Linked DNA regions of Homo sapiens: region 2 is linked to region 1. Evidence: read pairs that join two places in POLR2A ChIA-PET (ENCODE). Cell type or tissue: B cell. All regions are shown on one strand. Each heading gives the region's core, and the rest is flanking DNA. Links, peaks and the distances in the headings are about the cores only.

What was found. ChIA-PET counts read pairs that join two places held together with the same protein. Peaks named below come from ENCODE experiments on the same cell type or tissue, not always from the same donor. Only the 100,000 strongest peaks of a DNase experiment are listed, where the experiment ranks them.
Region 2: POLR2A ChIA-PET joins it to region 1 with 10 read pairs; 6 of 35 experiments call an interaction of 5 or more read pairs at or near these places.

The regions. Positions count from the first base shown.
Region 1 is chr1:160,618,060-160,628,521 of GRCh38, reverse strand. SLAMF1 (signaling lymphocytic activation molecule family member 1) reads left to right here. Exons shown (of 7, transcript NM_003037.5): 4 at 4,337-4,426; 5 at 8,673-8,746. Among named protein-coding and RNA genes, the nearest start is that of SLAMF1, 24 kb to the left of the region's middle. RefSeq lists enhancers at 1,173-1,222, 3,648-3,777. In B cell, for the core only: CTCF peaks have their summits at 9,367 and 9,569 (motif pointing left); DNase peaks (open chromatin) are centred at 2,531, 5,161, 6,741, 9,581 and 1 weaker place; H3K4me3 peaks cover 3,458 bases; H3K27ac peaks cover 4,895 bases.
Region 2 is chr1:160,697,797-160,710,720 of GRCh38, reverse strand. The region is part of intron 1 of CD48 (CD48 molecule); the gene reads left to right. It overlaps LOC124904439 (endogenous retrovirus group K member 18 Env polyprotein), which reads right to left. Exons shown (of 1, transcript XM_047438433.1): 1 at 5,363-12,924. The coding sequence ends at 11,711. Among named protein-coding and RNA genes, the nearest start is that of CD48, 7.6 kb to the left of the region's middle. RefSeq lists an enhancer at 1,927-1,996. In B cell, for the core only: no CTCF peak of the experiment used is centred there; DNase peaks (open chromatin) are centred at 3,020, 5,150, 5,460, 6,250 and 3 weaker places; H3K4me3 peaks cover 4,354 bases; H3K27ac peaks cover 7,647 bases.

The DNA of each region.
Region 1 (10,462 bases), core at 2,463-10,462:
ATATTTAAAGAAACATATTATAATCAAGGAACTGCTACTAGAATTCCTCTTTGAAAAGGAATTGTATTTGTTTATGATAGTACCTTAATAAATGCTAGAAGGCAGGTGGAGACCCCCCAGGAATCTGGGTGTGGGTTGGATGGTTCTGTATGAGAATGGAGGAAGATGATACTTGTGCAGAAATGGGAAGAGAAAGAGAGAGTCTGAACCTGCTAGGTGGTGAAAGCTGCCTGGTTCACAATGGAATTTGCTCCCTGGGACCCTTCAATCTTCAGCAGAGAACTTAAACCCACAAAATTATTGGTGTAAGTTTTTAAAAAAAAGTTTTTTTGGTTTGTTTGTGGAAACTGATTGTATTAGTCCGCTCTCATCCTGCCAATAAAGACATACCTGAGACTGGGTGATTTATAAAGGAAAGAGGTTTAATTGGCTCATAGTTCCACATGGCTGGAGAGGCCTCACAATCATGGTTGAAGGCGAATGAGGAGCAAAATCATGTCTTACGTGGCAGCAGGCAAGAGAGTTTGTGCAGGGGAGCTCCCATTTATAAAACCATCAGATCTTGTGAGACTTATTCACTCCCATGAGAACAACATGGGGGAAACCACCCCATGATTCAATTATCTCCACCTGGCCCCACCCTTGACACATGGGGATTATTACAATTCAAGGTGAGATTTGGGTGGGGGCGTGGCCAAACCATATCACTGATGAAGTGACTAAACCTTGCACCCAAGGAAGCACAGAGTAGAGCAAGCAGAGTTATAGGAGCAAAGACTTAGAGAACCATGAGGAAATTACTCCCAGAAATTACAGAAATCATGTGCAGCTTGACCTGAACAAACTGTAATAGTAGCACTTTTTTCATACTTATCCAAATTTCTAAGAGCATGGGGTCTCTGACATTTGATTTCCATGTAAATATAATTAAAGAATAGCAACAAATGGATGAGCACCAAGTATAAAAATACTTGGGCCTACTATACAGGTAGGGAAACTAAGCCATAAGTAAAGAACAGATGGGACTGAAGCATCTCTGGACACTGGTGAAGAGACTCCTTTGGACTTAAGATCAAACTCATTTTCTTGTCTTTCCAATCAATCAACAAGAATTTACTGAGACTCTATTATGTACTGAGTACTAAGAGAGCTGTTAAAGTAGTGTAAGAGATGGTCTCTGGCCTCCTAGAACCTAGCAACTATTTGGAGAATTGAGGCTAGCAGAAGTAATTGACACTTACTGACCACATGATGGATTCCAGATATTGCTCTAGGCACTTTCCATACATTACTATATGGGTTTCTCAGAACAACACTGTGAACTTATTGTTATGCTCATTTTACAGATGAGGAAGTTGAAGCCACAGAGGGTATGAGTAGCTTATCTGTAGTCACAGAGCTATCAAGTGGTAGACCCAGAATTTGAACTTATCTATCTGGCTCCAAATACCATCACTGAAAATGGTCTGCATGGTAAAGATGATGTTGCCAAAACTCAGGTTCTAAGATACATGACATAAACCACAGGTGCTGCAGGAGTCCAAGGGACAGGGAAGAACAAGAGCTGGGATGGTCAGGAAAGGTGACACAAAGAAAGGAAGATTGGCCTGGGCATCAAGGCTAGGCAGGCATGGTGGACAGCTTAGGGTGCAGCAGGAAGGAGAGTATGGAGTGGAGCCTGGGGCCAGGAATGAGCATGTGTTGGATGGAGGATGATGAAGGATGGGTTGGCTGCTCAGAGGGCTTTTGACTCAAAAGGTTTGAGTCAAAAGGGCTTTGACATCACTACTGCCTTCTTTATGGGGACCGCATCTCCAGAGGCTAAAGCACAAACCACAAAATCTGCAGTTCCCATCTTATCCAGCTCTGCCACTGACTTTTTCTATGACTCTGGATACTCCTGTCTGTGTCTCAGTGTCCTCAAAATAAAATTAGTGGGTTGGGTGAAATAAGCACTATACTATAGTTCCCTTAAGGTTAAAAAGGTCTATGATTCATATTTGTATCCAAAGATGAGGAAAAAAATTAGAGTTTATGAAATATCTTTCAGGACCATGGCCAACTTGTCTCTCAGATCTAGATGGACTGGCAGAAGCTTGTCATAGGACAAAGGTAGCAGATTGCTTTCATCCTCTAGAGACCCTAGAAAAGATAGAGAGGGCCGGCGTTGTCATGTCCTGAAGCCTTGGTGCTGCACCCAGTCATCGTTAGTTTCTGTGAGTTGGTGGGCAGCAGAGCAACCGGCGTCGGGCGCGAGGGAGAGGAGGCTGACTCACCAGGCATTACTGGTGCAGTTTTGTCTTTTATTTTCCAGTTCAGAGGTACTACTTTGTCTGTTGGTTTTATTTTTTTAATCTCAAGTGAAATTGGAAAGAAATATTATCTTTTAAAATGATATAAATGGTGGGGGTGTTTCTTCTCAAATCAGTTGTTGTATTGGAAGTTCCCAAAGTATCTATGATAGAAGAAGAAAGAGGAACTAGTCAAAATAGTAAGTGCTACTATAATGGTTTGCTGGATCAGTTCCATAGGCTGACGAAACACAAAGTTCAGGCTACTGGCTTTGCTTCTTATCCTAGTATTAGAGTGATTTCTCCAGTGGTTCCTAGTGTCGATATCATAAACCTTGAATGAATCAATCTGTCTCAAACACACACATACACACATACACACACACACACACACACACACACACACTCCTGCACAGAGGGTTCTCAGTGACCATAAGTCACTCAGAGTGGAGCTGCTCCTTCCTCCAGCATCAGCAATGATTCAAAATGTCATGCTTTATACAAATTCAGAACTCTCTGCCTGCCTCCTAACTTTTTTTTTTAATCAGAGCATAAGACTGTTGAAGTTGGTATCTGGCAAAATTAAAACATTTAATTTAGGGGATAGAACCTATAACCAAGGTGTTTGCAAAGTCAGTTCAGTGAGATTCCTTGGGCTAACTTGATGTGTGAAAGGCCTAAGGAGAAAAAGAATCTTTTCAAATCCAGAAGGCAACTTCTTGCCAGCTATCAGGCTGGAGGCCCCTTTGGATCTTGTAGGCTGCATTTTATGAATTCATTGAGACTGTCTGTATCTTTGGTCAACTCTGTAAACATCTGATTGTGTCCACCATGATTCTTTCCTTTGGAACCCGACTATTTTTCTTTCAATTTCTGCCCCACAAATTCCTCACAGGTTCAACAACAAGCAGGCTTATTCCACAATCATCCTTATAAGTTTCCCTTACACATTAATGTTAACATCTGGTGTTACTCTATTTAGAACCTTAGTGCGAATATTCTACTTAGAACCCTAGGGCTTCAGCTCGGTCCCCACTGTTCATTACCCCGGTATAACTTTTTCCAAGCCCATAAGTCTCTCTAACTCTCCAAGAAGTCTGTCTTTAGTATTCAGCCACATTTCTACTACTAAACCAAGCTCTAGTTCTTGAGGTTCTCCAGGCTGTTTTCCTTCTCCATAAAATGAGAATAATGAGTGTACCTACCTTGTAAGATTATTGTGAGGATTAAATATGTTAGTACACATGATGCACTAAAAATATGTGGCCCATTGCAAGTGCTCAATAATTGTTCATTATAATCTTATTGAGCTACATGTCTTGTTTACTGGGGGTGATAATTCTCATTCACTGTTTGTCAAAGTGTTGCTCCTAGTTCAAAAGGATTTGATAAAGTGGGTAAAGGAGAGAAAACAATAAAAGTTTTCTCTCTGATTTTGAGCCTTGATGATTAGTTCTCGGGCTAATTTTAAACATGAAGATGATTTAGAGGAAAGACTAAATACTTTCCTTTCAGTTCAGGTCTGCTGGGTTCAACCCAGTTATTTGCATGAAAGGACAACAATAGCACTATTATGTTTATTTTTAAAAAAGATAAGTAGATCTTTCTTCCTCCCAGTGTCTCATGAGAATAGCGTGAATTCACAGGGACGGCACATGGAACCATTATATTCTCTTTACCCAAAATGGATACAGGACACATTAGCAATCTTAAGATGGAGAAACTGGGCAGAGAGATTGACTTAGGAGAGATGAAGATAATTTAATGTTAGACATGTGGTAGTTGAGTTAAAAATAAAGCATTTGGATAGAAAAATCTTCATGAAATTAAGAATGTGAAAGTATAGTGAGAGAAATTAGAATAAGAAAACAGATACAAAAATTTTCAGTGGTCTAAAGCTGACCTCTAAAACCATGAAAACAAACGTCTCCCTTGGGAGAGAATGCAGAAATAGAACATGAGGCTCCATTATCCCACTTTCATGTAAGATGTTTTTAAGCTCAGAATACTTTTGAGATTGCTCTTTGACTTCTTTTTTTTTCCAGAAACAAAACCATGGGCAGTGTATGCTGGGCTGTTAGGGGGTGTCATCATGATTCTCATCATGGTGGTAATACTACAGTTGAGAAGAAGAGGTAGGTGTCTGGCAATAAATAGATTCTTATCACACTCTCTGTGGTAAGCAGGGGACCTCTCTCCACAGGCTCGGACTTGCTCTCACAACTCTGGCTTTCTGCATGGGGCCACCTTTGCAAAAATAGTAGATAAACATATCCTGGGACCTTGCTTAATTCAGTCTAATTCAACATGTCTTGATCCCCTCTACTAGGCTGTGGAAAGAAATAGAAGAGCCACAGGTTTCTAATGTGAGAGACATTATTCAGATAATTTCAGTTTAGTGTGACTAGCACTGCCATCAGGGTAAACACAGGATGCTGAAGAAGTGAACAAGAGGTTTAAGAGTATTCACTGGGAACAGAATTCAGAAAATTATTGGATCTCATCCAAAAAGTCACCAGGGTTAGAATGAAACCAATAAGGCACAATTATTCCCCTGCAGTTGAAGTGCCTAGAGGTACCATCCCCTGTCCTCTCTTCCAAATTTCCCTATGATACAATATCTCAGGGCATTGTGCTCCCCTCAGCCACCTTGACTACTACCAACCAATACTGGAGTCAAAATGTCCTGACCCAAGACCAGGAGAGATGCCCCGGCTGCCTTCCCATGGTAAGGATAGAACTTGATCCTCATAACACTGAGCTGATGACTGATTTCATTCTCAAGTAGATCAGTGTCATCTACACACAACCTTCTTAGAAAAGCCCTTACCTCAGCACTCTGATGTTGGTTTTGCATATATAAAAAAATCTAGATCATAGCACAGCGACCTACTTGTGTCTCATTTCCTCCATCTAAGAGTTAGCCAGGTAGGAGGGATGGGTGATTCAGATAGAAATTAGGTTGACAGCCTATGGGGCTCGGGGTAGGGCAATCACATTTAGCTCATACTATAAGGAAATAGTGAGATGACCCAGGATGAGAAAACTGAACTTAACTTATCCACATTAACCTACCTAGTAAAATTGCTGGGATCCTACGCCATACTCTTTCCTCAACCACACTTGGCTTATCACATGGTTGTGCTCTAAGGGAATAGTGCTCCCCATCCCACAATTCCCCACTACCTTCCCCAACACACATACCCATCCTCACCTCAACCCCATTCACCATTTGTCCCTTGTAAGTTAGCAACACACAAAACTGCCTCAAACTTGCGGTAAAATTTATATTTAGTTGCTGCACCTTTCATAAAACCTTGCTAAAGAAATTATATTGGCAGCTTCTAATGCTATAATCATCAGAATGCAGCCTGACGCTGAAGGCTTTTCAATTTCATGACTCTTTGGCAATTTCATGTCCAGGAGAATACACTGATAAAGAATGTGGGTATAGGCATTAGACAAACTTACATTCAGATGCAGATTTTGCTACTGACAAGCTGTGTGATCAAATGACTTAACTTCTCGTCTGCAAAACAGGGGTAATACTATGTACTTCATGGTATTGTGGTGGAGATTGGTATCAATACACAGAAAACACTGAACACAGTGGTTCCCATCGATGGGTGATAGATAGATAGATACATAGACAGATAGATACATAGACAGATAGACAGATCTCTTAGTGTAGATGAATTAAAATGGCAATGTGTAAGTGCTATGGCCAGGAGAAGCTGCACTGGAAGCATCTGGAAACAATACCTAGAACAGATTGAAAATATTTTAAGTCATGGTAACATAAGACTTTATGCTTCAGGTAAAAGCTGAAAAGGATATTAGATACTCTATGCCCTCATTTTACAGTTATGGTAAGAGAAAAGACCCATTGAGATGACGTGATTTGTCCAATGCCACACAGCTAATGATGGCTACAATGTAGATGTCCTAATTTTAAGGCCAAGACTTTTTCCTTAGAGCCTAAGACCTTGCTGACTTGGAGCCGAGTTAAGCTTACTCCTAAAAACCTGTTCTTGCACTGGGGAAAATAACCTGAGACTAAATTATCTTGGTCCAATGGTCCTTTTAAGCAGCAACAATCAACCTCACCTCTTCCATCTGTCTGACCATTTAGGACTGTCCTTCCAGTTCTACATTTGACTCTGAGCTGACCTGCAAGACTGAAAGTCTTTGAGGACTGTAGTCTGTTCTCTACTCTATTTGTAGCCACTACAGCACCTAGGAGAGTGCTGGGCAGGCATGTCTTACTTTGCAAACACTCGTGGGGACTAACTTGAACCTCCTCTGCTACCTCCAACTGCTTCTTGAGTCCTCCCCTCCATTTTACACACACACACACACACACACACACACACACGCACTCACGCACACTCCTCAGTCAGGATCAACTCTGACCAAAAAAGCGAAGTTGAAACCACTAGGCACACCGTGCTCATACCCACACACAAAAAATCCCATGTTGACTTTCCTTGAATTCCTGGAACTTCATCAGTGTCTGCCCCACATTTCCTCCCCAAGACTCACACCCTCACGCAGCACATTCCACCATGCTCACCACATACACACTGGGCCTTTCCCTTCCAAAGAAAAATGTGCCTCTCCTAAAAATGCTATTTCCTCAGAGATGTGCCTTTTTTTTTTTTTTTTTTTTTTTGAGATAGATTCTTGCTCTGTCACTCAGGCTGGAGTGCAATGGCATGATCTCGGCTCACTGCAACCTCTGTCTCCTGGGCTCAAGCAGTTCTTCTGTCTCAGCCTCCTGAGTAGCTGAAATTATAAGCGCGTGCCACCATGCCTGGCTAATTTTTGTATTTTTAGTAGAGACAGGGTTTCCCCATGTTGGCCAGGCTGGTCTCAAACTCCTGACCTCGTGATCTGCCCACCTCAGCCTCCCATAGTGCTGTGATTATAGGCGTGAGCCACTGCACCCAGCCCAGTTTTTTAAGAGAATAAATTAACTGGTGTTAAAATAAGTCTACCTTAAAGGCTGTGATTTTCTGGGTCCAGCCTCCATTGCCTCTGCCTGGACTTTGCAATAATCCCATAATAAACCTCCATCCTTCAGTCTGCCACTTTCCCACCATCCTTACTGCTGCATGATGTATACAAAGGATACTGTGCAACTTTAGAAAGAATGAGATAGGTCTACTGTGCTAACATGAAAAATGTCCTCAATACATTTTAAGTGAAAAGATCAAGTTACAGAGAAGTGTGTGCAGAATGACACCTCTTGTGTGGAAAAAAGTCTATATAAGTATAGCAAATATCCAAAACTGCATTGTCTAATATGGTAGTCACTAGCCACATGTGGCTTTTTAAATTTAAATTAATTTGAATTAAATAAAATTTAAAATTCAGTGACATTAGTCACAGTTCAGGTGCTCCATAGCCCCGTGTCTGTAAGCTGTATTAGACACTGCAGATATGGAACATTTCCATCATCTCAGAAAGTTCTGTTGCACAGAGCTGATCTACAGGGATATACATCAAACTTTTAAAAATGGTTTCTTCTTTTTTTTCCCACTTCTTTTCACAGGTATTGAAAAATACGGTTTCTTTTGGGAATGAAATTGGGTTGGTTAATGGAAGAAGGGGATTTATACTTTTTACTTTATACTTTATATATTTCTTCACAATTTTTATTTTATGATGAGAATAAATTACTCCTATAATTTAAAAAGAAAGCTTTTTAAAATTGGCTAAAAATTAAAATATTCTGCAACTTATTAATTTCCAGAGACCCTAGGCCCTGAGCAAAATTTCCAGATGGTGGGCAACAGAATGACATTGTTGCTTTATTTTCTAAATAGTCCCAGGTGGAACATCCCTCTTACACGTCCCCCCGCCCTTACCTCCCACACATCAATTCCCCCAGAAATAGGGAGGTGAGAAAGCTGTGAGTGAAGCAACATACTACCAGCTGGAAAATACAAAAGAGGTATAAACAACTAGCCCTGCCCTCAAAGAACTTAGAATCCTATTAGGAGACCAGATATGCACATTGAGCAACAGAGATTAAAGTAATTGAATGGTACACCAATGAGAAAAACACCTAATGCGTATTGGGCATTTGTTATGCACCAGGCAGTGTTCTAAACACTTTACAAGTGGTATCTCATTTAATTATCACAACAGCCCCGTGAGGCAGGTATTTCAAATCCCATTTCACAGATAGGCCTAGAGTGATCAAGTAACTAACCTAAGACAATATGACAAATGTGCAGGGGGGCTGGGACTCAGGGCTTTGTTTCCATTGTGCCCTTGGGGAAAGTGGGTATGCAAAGGACAGTAAAGACCAGGTCTGAGTAAGGAGCTCCTGCTGGGGACCAGAGGGAGATAACCATTATGGTTTCTTTTCACCAGGTAAAACGAACCATTACCAGACAACAGTGGAAAAAAAAAGCCTTACGATCTATGCCCAAGTCCAGAAACCAGGTGTAAGTTCTATATTTTGTTTGAGATGAACCTGTCATGTTTCCTAGAGTATTCCTGGCCAGTCTACCTTGCCTGTTGGACATTCACAGTTTTCCATCCAGAGCAGAGGAAGGTAGGGAACAGGAGTCAAGAACAAGAGTTCTCCTAAAGTCACTAAACGTCAGTGTTTGAAATAATGGGCAACACTGGATAATTTTCTGGTCATGAGTCTTCACAGGAAAAAAATGAAGAAGCTGGAAATACATACTGTATGACTCTTTCCAGCTCTGGCATTGTAGGAGTCTAGGTTCCATGTTAGTCAATTATTTCCTTTTCTAGGGAAAAGAGTGCAGGCTTGAGGAGAGAGGAGGTTTGGAAAAGCTATTGTGTGACATGTTGGACTGATCCAAGTTTAGGATTTACTAAGTGCAAAAGTGACAAGGAAGGTAGGATCTTCAAAATTCTAGCTAGAGTGTGGTTAAAGAGATGAAAGATGAGATGGAAGAAAGAAAACTGTGACAGAGTGATCACTGGACTAAGAAGTGAAGGATGGAAAAACTGGATGCATGGTGAAGTTGAGAAGCAGATATGCTTGAAGGAAGGGATAGAGACGCTAAAAGGATCGTGGTTAGATGTAGAGACACTGTAGTTTTTCAACATGAAGGCAATTCTTGGTATTGTATAGGCCAGAATCTGGACATTTGGGGTGTAGGTAGAGGCAAATTCTTGAGTAAAGGATGTGAAGGTAAAGATGGTTTTGATAGTACCTTAGAAAATTGCATGAAAAGACAGCAAATGCACTTCTGAGAACCAGGAGATGGACTCTTGAACAAAGTTCTTATTTCTGCTGTCCCCTAGTGGCCTGGAGGGCTTATTACACAACCCAGCTCCATCCTTCCCCCAACTAAACTCCATTTAAATAGATGAGAATCCCAAGAGTAACCCTTTCACCCCACGCTCTCATCTGCCTGTTTAGGTAACCAGGTTCACCTTGACCATAGTGTCTTCCCTCACTACTCTATCCTATGCTGCTAGCATCCCTCTTTTTTACTGTGAAGCATGACATATGGTAGTCACTAGCCACATGTAGCTTTTTAAATTTAAATTAATTTGAATTAAATAAAATTTAAAATTCAGTGGCATTCATCAGTTCAGGACTGTCCTCCCAGTTCTACATTTGAGTCTGAGCTGACCTGCAAGACTGAAAGTCTTTGAGGACTGGAGTCTGTTCTCTACTCTATTTGTAGCCACTATACACCTAGGAGAGTGCTGGGCAGGCATGTCTTACTTTGCAAACACTCGAGGGGACTAACTTCCACCTCCTCTGCTACTTCCAGCTGCTTCTAATCACACTTTTAGTCCTCTCCTCCATTTTACACACACACACACACACACTCACTCTCACATACACACACTCATGCATACCCACTCCTCAGTAAGGATCAACTCTGACCAAAAAAATACACAACACATTAATGTCAGCTCAGTGAGTTACCCTTAAACACATATCTCGATATTTGGTAAAGCAAGTCTTCCTAATTTGTTTTTCTGCAAAAGTTTTTGGCTATTCTTGTTCCTTTATACTTTCATATGTATTTTAGAATCAACTTATCAAGTACCACAAAAAGAAAAAAAAATATTAGAATTGTATTGAGTCTACAGATCTATATGAGGAGAAATTACATTTTTCAGTGTTGCGTGTTTTTTGTTTTTTGTTTTTTGTTTTTTGACAGAGTCTT
Region 2 (12,924 bases), core at 2,661-10,660, 82 kb before region 1:
TGTGTGAGTCTACGGCTATATAGGTTCTGTGGGCCTGACTCAATGCATAGGACATTGGTATGACCTTGGGATTGGGGGCTGATGTGAAGTATTCATCTAACTATTGGGAAAAGCAGGGTTGCCAATGAGAATTGGAATATTTTAGGACTTTCTCTAGGCATACTGAAAACATCCTGACAGTTGACCTTTCTCTGACTTCTTTTCTAGGCTTCATCTTGGTCATTTATTCTTCTTTGAAACAATCAGACCACACCTGATTATGTTATCCTTTGAATGGATAATATTGGTTTTGATGAGGTTAGTAAACCTGGGTTATAACACCCGGGCTATAACCTGGGTTAGTAAAATACAAATTAAGCACTTACTGTGTGTCAGACATTGTGCTAGGCCTTTTGCATACTTTTTCATTTAACTTTCATTAGAAAATAGTGAGGTGGCTATTATTATCTACATTTTTCAGATGAGAATACTGTCTTGCAGAGAGATTAAGAAATTCTCCTAAGGGCACACAGGTCTAACTTCCAAACCATTCTATTATGATTATACCTTTCCTAGACTAAGGCGAGGGAATCTTGGTGAAGGTCAATGTGTCTAAATCTCTTAATTTTACTGTTTGCCTTAAAAGAGGCGTTTTCTCTTACCTCTGGGCTTATGTACATGCCTTCTTTCCACCTAGATTTCTCTCCCTCCTGCCCTCTCCCTGCCTCTCTTTTAGGCTTCTGTTTTTATGTGACTTCTTCTTGGACTGTCTGCCTGTGACTGTGTTCTGAAGGCATGGTTAGATGGGAACCTCAGGCTCCAGATTATGGTTTGTGAATTGCTTGGTGGATCATCTGTTTCCTTGAACTTTTTGAGGACAGAAACCATGTGCAGTGTTGTGCTGCTGAACTTAGCACAGGCCTGGAGTGTGGCATGTGCTCAATAAATAATTGTTACACAAATGAATGAACAACTTCAAAAAACTTCCTTTTGGACTACACATCCATATCTTCCTGAGAAGTGCAAGTAGTTCTCTCCTCTGCCGTAAGGGATGCTTCTGTGGAAAACTTTGAGAAGCACTCTTAGCTCTCTTCTTCCTTCTCTCCTCAGACTTGGGTTTCTCAGTTCTTTGGTTTCAAGGCAATGATTTAGGGCATGCTCCACAACTACCCAATTCCCCATCTGTCCACAACACTTAGCAGGATGAAGTAGACAGAGTATTGTACTAGAAATGAGATGACCTAGTTCTATCTGGGTTCCATGCTGTGGAATTTTCAACAAGTCATTAAAGCTTCCTGAGCCTCAGCTTCCTCAGCTCCATAATGGGTATAATAATCTGTTCCTCATTTCTTCAAGGGGTTGCTATTAAGATCAAATAAAATAAAAAATGTGCAATTGCTTTGCAATTGTGACACATGCGGAATCCGATACAGATGAAAACCTGGGAAGAGCATCAGTAAATTCTTAAGCCCCAAGCAGTCTCCTGAGCCCAAGATCAGAACTTCTGTCTCTTAAACATCTTCTCTAGACTCTCCAGACACGTGTCTAAAACTTAAGTCATCATCTCTGTTTCCGCTATGTATTGCTATTTAACAAGCTGCCACAATACCGTGGCTTAAAATAATAACAATGATTTACTTTGCCCACAGATTTGGGGGAAGACTGTTCATCCTGTCTCACTTTCATGTGCTTTTCATGTGCTTGCAATCAGATCATGGTGTGGCCTAGAGTCATGCAAGGCTCTTCACTCACAGGGCTACTGCCTGAACAGAGGGAGGCTCAAAGTGCTGGGTGGCTAGTGCCACTCAGCAGAAGCCTCCCAGAGTTGGTGTCCCAAGAGAAATAGGCAAATGCTGCATGGTCTTTTCTAAGCTAGCTTTGCAGGTCACACTTCCGGTGTATTCCATTCATTGAAGCCATCACCGAGCCTACTCAATTTCAAGGTGAAGGGGCACAAAGTCCATCATTTGATGAGAGGACCATCAAAAAATTTACAGACTTAAAAAAAAATACTACAATCCTTCTTCCCCCAAACCTACTGCTCCTCCACTGTTCCCCACCTCTATAAATGACATCTCCACTTGTCTAGTTGCTCAGGCCAGAATTCTAGGAGTCATCCTTGCTTCTTTTCTCTCCCTTGCTTCTCATGCCCAATGAGTAAGTCCTGTTAATTCTACTTTCAAAAATATCTCTCAAATATGTCCAATTCCATCCAGCCCCATGCTACCTATCTCAGATCAAGCCACCATTTTCTCTTATCACCAATTTCCACAATGATCCACTATCCTAACTGCTCTATTTACTGCATTCTCTCTAGCTAACCTGTTCTCTACCCTGCTGTCGGTATACATTTTCTAAAATGGTTCTCTGTTTGCATCACTCTTCTGCTTAAAATCTTTAGTGGCCACTGTGGGAAATGAGAAAGCAGAAGCTGTGAGCCTAAAGTTCACATTTCATAATGAGCTCACTTGCTACCCTCCTTAGTCTATGTCCTAGCCAGTGAGCTACTTCCTACTCCGCAAATGAATTTCATTTTTGTGTTTCTGGGCGTTTGATTCTTTTTCCCTCTTGTTGGAATATTCACTACCCCCAGTCGTCATCTTTCCCTGGTTTCATCCCACTTAGGCTAATTCCTCGTACAGAAGCCATTCTCAACCCCCAAATTCAAGTGAGGTGCTCCCTTTTATATGCCCTCTAAGCATTCCGTATTTTCCTTTTCCTAACACTTATCACCAATAGCGAAATCATCTGATTAATTTTGTTGATTCACTGGAATGAAGCTCAAGGGAAGGAGCCACATCTATCTATTGCACCCTTACAGAGCCAAGCACATAGTAACTGCTTACTGCATAGTTATTCGATGAGTGAATACATGAGGAAGTTCATGTACGCATGTATGCATGGAGGGATGGGTGGATGGAGGGAGGGAGCAAAGGAAAGAAGGAAGGAATAAATTTTGAGTCATTGTTTCAGTCAAGCTGGGGTCTCAGAGTAGCTCTTACTGGCCCTGATAAATTCTTTCTCCCATTTCCCACAGTGGCTATTTCAAACTTTCACCCTATCCTCAAGGCCCCTTACCTCAGTCCTCTGCCCTCTCAGCAAAGCATGTGCCTCCTTCTTTGCAGAAGAAATCGAAACTAGAGACCATTAGGCAGGAAGCCCTTCAACTTCCTGCCCACTATCTTCAAACTGGTAACTTTTCTCCACCACCAGCTGTCTTTCCTCCTTCTCTTTTCCCTCAGAGGATGAAGTGTCCCTCCTCCCAGTCAAGACCTGTGCCACTAACTCTGCTCTGAGTCCCACTAGCCCAGGCTCGTCAATCACCTCCCTTCTCTTCATGTCTTCCCTCCACTGAATCCTTTCCTTGGCCTACCATAGCTTAGGTCTTTCCCTACTTGAATAACAAAAACAAAATACTCTCTACTTTTTCATGACCCTTTACATACCGCCCTACCATTCTTTTTCCCATTCAAATTGCAACGTCTGAAGAGAAGAGTCTATTTTTATTGTTTCTCCTTCCTCACCTTCAGATTGCATTGCAGTGTTGCCCACTGAACTCATTATAGTTCCCATCTCAAAAAATAGTAGCCTGCTCAGCTTCTCACCAAGACACAAACCTGAGGTCTTGGTAGCTATTGCAAAATTACTTCCTAAAAAGGGTTGTACAGGCTTGTTAAATATTTAATCTTATGAGAGAGCTTCAGGTAACTCTGTCTCCACATCCTTAACACTCATCTTCTTTTCTTCCTTAAGAGTTTTACTAGAAACCATGTGTTTTGTTTTTATTATTTTTATTTTTCTCAATATATGAGGAAACCAAAGAAGCCAACCATGTGTCTTGTTTTATTGGAGTAACCGGAACTTACTCTTTAAAACCTTTCCCTTTCCTGGGGAGACTCTATGGTCCTGGGATTATGACTTCCTTTGATCTGAATTTTTTCCCGTTACAATTCTGTTTTTCTACAGACTAGAAACATGGGCGGGCACAGACAGGATCTGGTTCTATTTCTTCTTCTTTTTTTTAAAAGTGAAAGCGAGTTCATTAAGAAAGTAAAAGAATAAGATCCAACTTTGTTACTTTATCCCAATCATCCAGACATATCACCAAATACTTCCTGTTAGAATTAAATCAAAATAGTAGTTTTTTAAAAGGTTGCTTCAGCTACTTCCTAAAAAGTGGAATTGTTAAGAAGGCAAATCAAGATTTTATCAGCAGTTAATCACTTCTTTATTTCTCGGTAAGAAGTTACAGCCAACCATCAGGACAGCCTTTTTGGAATTGTTACACATGGGTGGTTAAGGAGGGAGAGAAGAAAGATACAATACTGTATGCTTACCTGTCATCAGCACTCATAATATACTGAAATTGGCTGAGCATGGTGGTTCACACCTGTAATCCCAGCACTTTGGGAGGCCGAAGCAGGTGGATCACCTGAGGTCAGGAGTTTGAGACTAGCCTGACCAACATGGTGAAACCCCGTATCTACTAAATACAAAAAATTAGCCCGGCGTGGTGGTGCATGCCTGTAATCCTAGCTACTTGGGAGGCTGAGGCAGGAGAATTGCTTGAACCTGGGGGGTGGAGGTTGCAGTGAGCTGAGATTGCACCACTGCACTCCAGCCTGGGTGACAAAAGTGAAACTCCATAAAAAAAATTATATATATATAAGTGATCTGTCTGGTGTTACTACCTGCCTCTGTCATCAGACAGTGGATTGTGCTATCTTCCTGAGTGTAAGTCTGAGACATCCTGGGGAGTCTGCCAAAGATGACCTAGCTCAGTACTTCTCAACCAGGGTGAATGTGGGAGAATTTTGTCCCTCAAGGGACATTTGGCAATATCTGGATACATTTTTGGCTGTCACAACTGGACAAGTGTTACTGGCACCTAGTGGGCAGATACCAGGAATGCTGGCAAACATCTTACAATGCACAGAACAGCCCCCTACAAAAAAGAATTATGTGGCCCAAAATGTCAATAATGTCAAGACTGAAAAACATTGATCTAGACTGCCTATTATGACCGCTTCTATTAATTCATGTGGAAACAACTAACAGAAGGAGAACAAATCTGGAATATGTCTAGTGATTTTAAACTCCTAGAAAGAATGTCCTCCTAGGCTGTATGCTCCAAGAGGCCAGAGACTGTATCTGCCTTGCTGACAGCAGAGTCTAGCACAGCGCCAGGCATGTTGTGGTTGTGCGATGACTGTATTCATGTAATCCATTTTACAAAACATATCTTAAACATTAATTAGACCACAGCCTCTGTCTTCTCTAACATCCCCTTCATCACATTTCTGTTTTTGTTGGGTGGCATCTCAGTTATGGGCATTTTGAGGTCTGGCCAAGGGGAAGTAGAAATGGGAAGTACTTAGTTGGGGTTAGTGGGATACATGTATGAGGGTTGAACTTATTCTGTCAGAGGGATTATAGGGCATGGGCTGGACCAATCAGAAGCACTGTAGAAATGAATGCCTAGGTATTTCCGTGTACAAACCAGGACAGGGTAAGTGCTTAATAAACATTTGTTGAATAGATGGATGAATGGTTGGAAGGCTGAATGAACAGGAACTTGAAAGCCCTGGGGTCACAGACATTTTTATCTTTTAGTGGTTGAGAATGTTTTTGGAAATGATGGATATGTGGAAAGTGAACAGCTAGTATATATCATGTTGAAGAGTACAACTGAGTTTTTGTGCGGCAGCATATGACACCAGAGTGATATAGGACATATTTCCTCTTCTTCTACCTTTAGCTTTTATTCCACAGCTCTTGTTTAGCCTTTGTATACATATTCTAAGTTCTCCCTCCACAAAAAGGACCAATGGACCTCCCTTCATCTTGTACTTTGTCCTTATCATCTTTTCTTTCTCCTTATCTTAACCAAACCAGGTTTTTAAAAATGACCTGAGGCTTATATAATTTGGAGTATTCTCATGAAAAAGAAAAATAATAAAAGAACAAAACTGGAAATACAAATAGGAACAAAAATAAATTCAATTAGAATAAAAAAAAAGAAATCCCAGGGAATTAGTTCAGGTTAAAAAAATACAAATACTACAAAGAACATGACAGCATAAAAAATAGCAGCATAATTTTAGTTAATTAAATGCCTTCGTGCTTCCACAATACTTTGCTACTGAATAGCTCTGGCTGTTGTTCACTTCCAACCTGCTTTCTCCTCTGCTTCCCACCTGCAGCCCGATTGCAACATGTCCATGGCCATTGCCAGTGAGTCAGTGCAGAGGGCAGCAAGAATATTCCTGGATGCCATTTCTTCACTGAAGTGGGTAGCGGGAACTTCACACACAAGAGTTTGCAACCCTCATACATGTATCCCGCTAACCCCAACTAAGTACTTCCCATTTCTACTTCCCCTTGGCCAGACCTCAAAATGCCCATAACTGAGATGCCACCCAACAAAAACAGAAATGTGATGAAGGGGATGTTAGAGTAGACAGAGGCTGTGGTCTAATTAATGTTTAAGATATGTTTTGTAAAATGGATTACATGAATACTGCTAGGGCTCCTCCAGGGCCATCCAAGAAGCCCTGAAGCTTCAGCTTCATCACTTTCACGGGAAATCTGCCTCTGATCCAAACTTTGTGAAACAATGGTTTATACAGTCTCCACTTTGTTACCTTCTAATAACTTGCTTCTAAATACATTGTAAATGCACACACAAGACATGAGCCACTTTTACAGGAAAGCATTTTTTTTTTACAGGACAAGACATTATTAATAAAGCTAAAATGTATCTACTCTCTCCAATCTCACTCCCTCTCTGACTGTGTCTCTCAACACCCAATCCCCTTGTTCACTCCACACTACCCACTCGCCACCTCCTTGCTGTTGTTTATGTATGGCAGGCAAATCCCTGCCCCAGGGCCTTTGCTCTGGCTCTTTCCTCTGTCTGGGTCCCTCCTACCCCAGATACCCTCTTGGCCACCTCTCTCCTCCAAGTCTTTACTCAGATGTGACCTACTTATCACCTTATAAATGAAGTTCACCCTTTTGCCCCTACCAGTACTTGTGACTCCCCTTACCTTATTCTAGGTTTTCTCCTCTGTCATGGCAGTTATCATCTCCTTACATACTATACAGTGTGTTCTGTTAGTGTGTTGATTGCTTACGTTTTTTCACCCCACTCTAATGCAAGCTCTGTTAAGGTAGGGATCTTTGCTGCATGTACCATAGATATGCTAATTCTTCTCTCTTCAAACCTCCAGCATCAGCTAATGGCTCCAGGACCAAACTACACTTTACCTATCATTCTCCAGGCCATCCCCCATCCACTACAGCCCCTCACCCTCCTGTCGTTTCGGGTCCTAAACCGGTCTGCATCGATATGCGCTGTTCAATCTTACCTTTTTTAAAAGAATTTAGGGATGCTTGTACTCAGTATGGTCCTACTTCTCCTTATGTTAAGATGGTTTTACAAACTTTTCGTACTGAAGTCACTTACTTCCCTTAGATTGGGACCTTTTGGCAAAAGCTGTTCTAACCCCATCTCAGCATTTACAATTCCGTATTCCATACCTGGTGGTCAGAAGAGGCCCATTTGCAGGCTCAGCTAAATAGCAGTAATGGCATTCTAATTACTCAGGCTCAGCTCACAGGCTCCGATAGTTTCTCTGATGCTTATGCCCAGTTAAACTTTGATGCCCTTACCACAGAACAAGTAACAAAGGTGTGTATGAGAGCTTGGGATAAATTACACGCTCCAGGCCAAGCTCCTGTTCCTTTTACCATAGTTAAACAAAGTCACTCTGAATTATACCCAGATTTTTTGGCTAAATTACAAGATGCTGTTCAAAAATCTGTCTCTGATGAGCGCACTCAAGGCATTCTCCTTTATATGTTAGCTTTTGAAAATGCAAACCATGAATGTAAAATGGCCATGCATTCTGTCCAACGCAAAATTTACCTGATCACGAGGTGTTGCCTGCATATATTAAAGCTTGTGAAGGCATTGGATCAGATACCCACAAAGCTATTCTGTGGGCACCGGCCATGAAGGACACCAACCAAACTGGTCCCATTAATTCTTCTCTTGGAGCCTGCTATAATTGTGGCCAACTTGGTCATATTCAAAAAAGTTGCACTGTTAAAAACTTACAAGCGGCCAAGTCGGTTCAACAAACATGGCCAAATGCTGCTCCTACTGTTTGCCCACGTTGTCGCAAAGGTAAACATTGGGCAAATGTTTGCCGCTCTAGGTATAATGTAGATGGAAACCCCCTACCACAACACCAGGGAAACAGGGAGCGGGGCCTGGGATGGACCCGACATCAAATAGGACACTTCAAACTCAGACCAACATTGCGTTTCCACTTCAGGCAGTCCCAGTGCAACCCCCAGCACAAACAAATCTACCTACAACCAAACCAAATAGGTCCCAGCCTCTACTTCTGTCTCAGTACAATGCTTGTCCTCCTCCACAGTAGGAGGCGGGGTGGTTGATCTCTTTAGTACTATTCCTCTAAATTTACTTCCTGATTCTTTGCCTTTGATTGTCCCCACGGGGGTCACTGGCCCTTTACCTCAAGGTTCAGTGGGCCTGGTGTTAGGTAGAGCATCCACCTCTGCTAAAGGATTCACCATTCATACTGGTCTCATTAATTCTGATTCTGTTGATGAGATTAAATTAATTGTGTCTGCCAAGTTTCCTATTTCCATTGCGTCTGGTGAGTCAGTTGCTCAACTGCTTTTACTACCTAATATCATTTTAAACAAAGGCGATAAGACATGTGGCCCTGGGATAGGCTCCGGCGGTGAAAAGGCCACTTACTGGATTAATGTAATTTCTAAACAACGGCCCACCTGCATCATACACATTCAAGGAAAAAAGTTTGAGGGCCTAGTAGATACTGGTGCCGAAGTTTCTGTTATTTCCTCTAGTTTATGGCCTTCCTCTTGGCTTAAACATCCCACTAAGGTAGGACTAGTAGGTGTTGGAAAGGCCGAGGAAATTTATCAGAGCACATTTATCTTGCTTTGCACTGGCCCTGATGGTCAAAAAGGTACAATTCAGCCCTATATCATGCCAATTCACATTAATCTTTGGGGTAGAGATTTACTGGCAAAATAGAGGGCTGAAATTAATATTCCACATAACTCTTCTAGTGCTCCCAGTCAGCATATGATGGAAAATATAAGGTTTGTTCCTGGATTACCAAACCCCTCCCAGTCACTATAAAAGAAAACAGGGCTGGTTTAGGTTATTCTTTTTAGTGGCAGCCACTGCCATACCTCCTGATCCCATTCCCTTACAATGGAAACCTAAAACTCCCGTTTAGGTTCAGCAGTGGCCGCTTTCTAAAGAAAAACTGGAGGCTTTAAATCAATTGGTTTCTGAGCAGTTGCAACTTGGATATGTGGAACATTCTCTTTCCCCTTAGAATTCTCCTGTGTTCCTAGTAAAAAAGAAATCAGGCAAATGGCGGATGGTAACCGATTTAAGGGCCATTAATGCTGTAATTAAACCTATGGGGGCCGTCCAACCTGGCTTTAATACCTAAAAATTAGCCTCTCATAGTTATTGATCTTAAAGATTTTTTTTTATATTGCTTTACATAAATCAGATTGTGAAAAATTTGCTTTTACTGTACCATCTATCAATAATCAGGAACCTGCAGTTCATTATCAATGGAAAGTACTTCCTCAAGGAATGCTAAATAGCCCTACAATCTGCCAGCTTTATGTTGGGCAAGTGCTTTCACCAGTTCAAGCCCAATTTCCCGAGGCCTATATTCATCATTATATTGATGATATTTTAATTGCTGCCCCCACTGATAAAGAATTGACTGTTACCAAATTTTGAGCTGCTGTGTTATAGAGGCTGGATTACACATTGCTCAAGATAAAATTCATCAGACCACTCCTGTTCAATATTTAGGAATGGTGGTCGATAAACAATGTATTCAACCTCAAAAAGTTCAAATTAGGAGAGATTCTTTAAAAACTTTAGATGACTTCCACAAACTTTTAGGTAACATTAATTATTTAAGACCTACTTTAGGCATTCCAACCTATGCACTGTCTAACTTGATTTCTATGTTGCGGGGAGATTCCAATCTCCACAGCGCCAGGATTTTGACCTCTGAGGCTTTAATAGAACTGGAATTTGTAGAAGAAAGAATCCAGACTGCCCAGTTATCTAGAGTACAGCCATTTCAGCCTTTTCAGCTTCTAGTTTTTGCTTCATTACACTCCCCTACTGGACTAATAGTTCAACATAATGATTTAGTGGAGTGATGTTTTCTTCCTTATTCTGTCTCAAAAACTTTGTCTGTTTATCTAGACCAAATAGCCATATTAATTAGACAGGCTTGGTGCAGAATACTTCAAATTTCTGGATTTGATCCAAATATAATTGTAGTTCCTTTAAATTGGCTCAAAGTTCAAGCTGCCTTTCAACATTCTGTACTGTGGCAAATTCACTTGGCTGATTTTATTGGCGTTATTGACAATCATTATCCAAAAAACAAATTATTTGATTTTATAAAAATGACTTCTTAGGTGGTTCCTCGATTAACCAAAAATCAACCCATTCCTGAGGCCGTTACAGTGTTCACTGATGGCTCCAGTAATGGCAATGCTGGCTATGTAAGTCCTACAGACAAACTTATTTCTACCTCTTATACTTCTGCTCAAAAGGCGGAGTTAATTGCTGTGATTACTGCCTTACAGGATTTCCCCAAACCTTTAAATATTGTCTCATGAAGGGGTGGGTTGCCCCTCCACACCTGTGGGTGTTTCTCATAAGGTGGAACGAGAGACTTGGAAAAGAAAAAGACACAGAGACAAAGTATAGAGAAAGAAATAAGGGGGCCCGGGGAACCAACGTTCAGCATATGGAGGATCCCGCCAGCCTCTGAGTTCCCTTAGTATTTATTGATCATTCGTGGGTGTTTCTCCGAGAGGGGGATGTGTCAGGGTCACAAGACAATAGTGGGGAGAGGGTGAGCAGACAAACACGTGAACAAAGGTCTTTGCATCATAGACAAGGTAAAGGATCAAGTGCTGTGCTTTTAGATATGCATACACATAAACATCTCAATGCTTTACAAAGCAGTATTGCTGCCCACATGTCCCACCTCCAGCCCTAAGGCAGTTTTTCCCTATCTCAGTAGATGGAATGTTCAATCGGGTTTTATACTGAGACATTCCATTGCCCAGGGATGGGCAGGAGACAGATGTCTTCCTCTTCTCTCAACTGCAAGAGGCATGCTTTCCTCTTATACTAATCCTCCTCAGCACAGACCCTTTACGGGTGTTGGTCTGGGGGATGGTCAGGTCTTTCCCTTCCCACGAGGCCATATTTCAGACTATCACATGGGGAGAAACCTTGGACAATACCTAGCTTTCCTAGGCAGAGGTCCCTGCGGTCTTTCGCAGTGTTTGTGTCCCTGGGTACTTGAGATTAGGGAGTGGTGATGACTCTTAATGAGCATGCTGCCTTCAAGCATCTGTTTAACAAAGCACATCTTGCACCGCCCTTAATCCATTTAACCCTGAGTTTGACACAGCACATGTTTCAGAGAGCACGGGGTTGGGGGTAAGGTCATAGATTAACAGCATCTCAAGGCAGAAGAATTTTTCTTAGTACAGAACAAAATGGAGTCTCCTATGTCTACTTCTTTCTATACAGACACAGTAACAATCTCATCTCTCTTGCTTTTCCCCACATTTCCCCCTTTTCTTTTCGACAAAACCGCCATCGTCATCATGGCCCGTTCTCGATGTCACTGTCTCTTCGGAGCTGTTGGGTACACCTGCAGACTAACAACAGACAAAACAGGCACACAATGATTAATATGAGATTTATAATCATAGTACTTCTGATGGTCTTAATCCAAGTGACAGGGTTAAGATTTGCGAGGCCATCAGCAACTCCTGCAATTGCCTCAGTTCCTGGCACCAAATTTAAATGGGCTTTTGATGCTTCGAAAATTTGTTCTTTTAATTTGGAAATGTCTAAAGTGAGATTATCTTCTCTTCCCTGTAGATGGCGTCTAACCATGTCCCAGTGATGCTCAGACTCATTATAAATTTGGGGTGTAATACAAAAATCTGACGTATTCCAGTCACACTGTAACTGGAAATGATGTTCTAAGGTCATGAGCCTGTCTCCCATCCAAATGACAGTTTGTCTAAGATCATTAATTTGACTTGCCAATTTTTGATCAATACTAGATTGTGAATTCCACAATCTTGTAGAATTCTTTTGCCAATAATTAACAAAGTTTACTGACTGAACAGAAGAGTGCAATGCAACTCCTGCCACAGCAGCCGTAGCTGTGACTGCAATTAATCCCATAATCACTGCAATTAAAGTAAAAATGAATCTTTTGGATCTATTTAAAATGCCTTTTAATATTTCAGTCAAAATATGGATGGATGGCGAGGCCTCCCACGGTCGGTCCGTGGACACAGGGATCCACATGCCTTCTCTTGCTCTCACCAGCAGAATACGGTGCTGCCAATTAAAAGTTGAATCAATGCAAGTAAACAATCTACAATTTTCACAGGTTATAGTTTGGGAGGCTGGTTTAATAACTATATTTCCTACAACTAGCATATAAGGGGGCTTTATGCAACTTTGTAAAGGAACCGTTAGAATGGAATTTAGGTCGATAGTATAAAATGGCTTACGATATCTTGTTTCTAAAGTTTGATTTCCAGACCAAATTCTAATGTGGTGTGAGGCCACAGTAAGCCTCCACAATTCTGGATGTTCAGGACCAGAAACAGGACTTATTATTTTTGGTCTTGGGGTAGAGATTCCTTTTTCTTCCCATTCCCAAAGGTAGAAAGACTGTAATTTTTTATGCTTATGTTTGTCTAGACTTTCTGTTAAGTCGCTATCAACAGCTGGACTCACTTGTGCACTTGGACACGACTGAGTTTGTCCTGAGCAATTGTGGTAGAATTGACCTC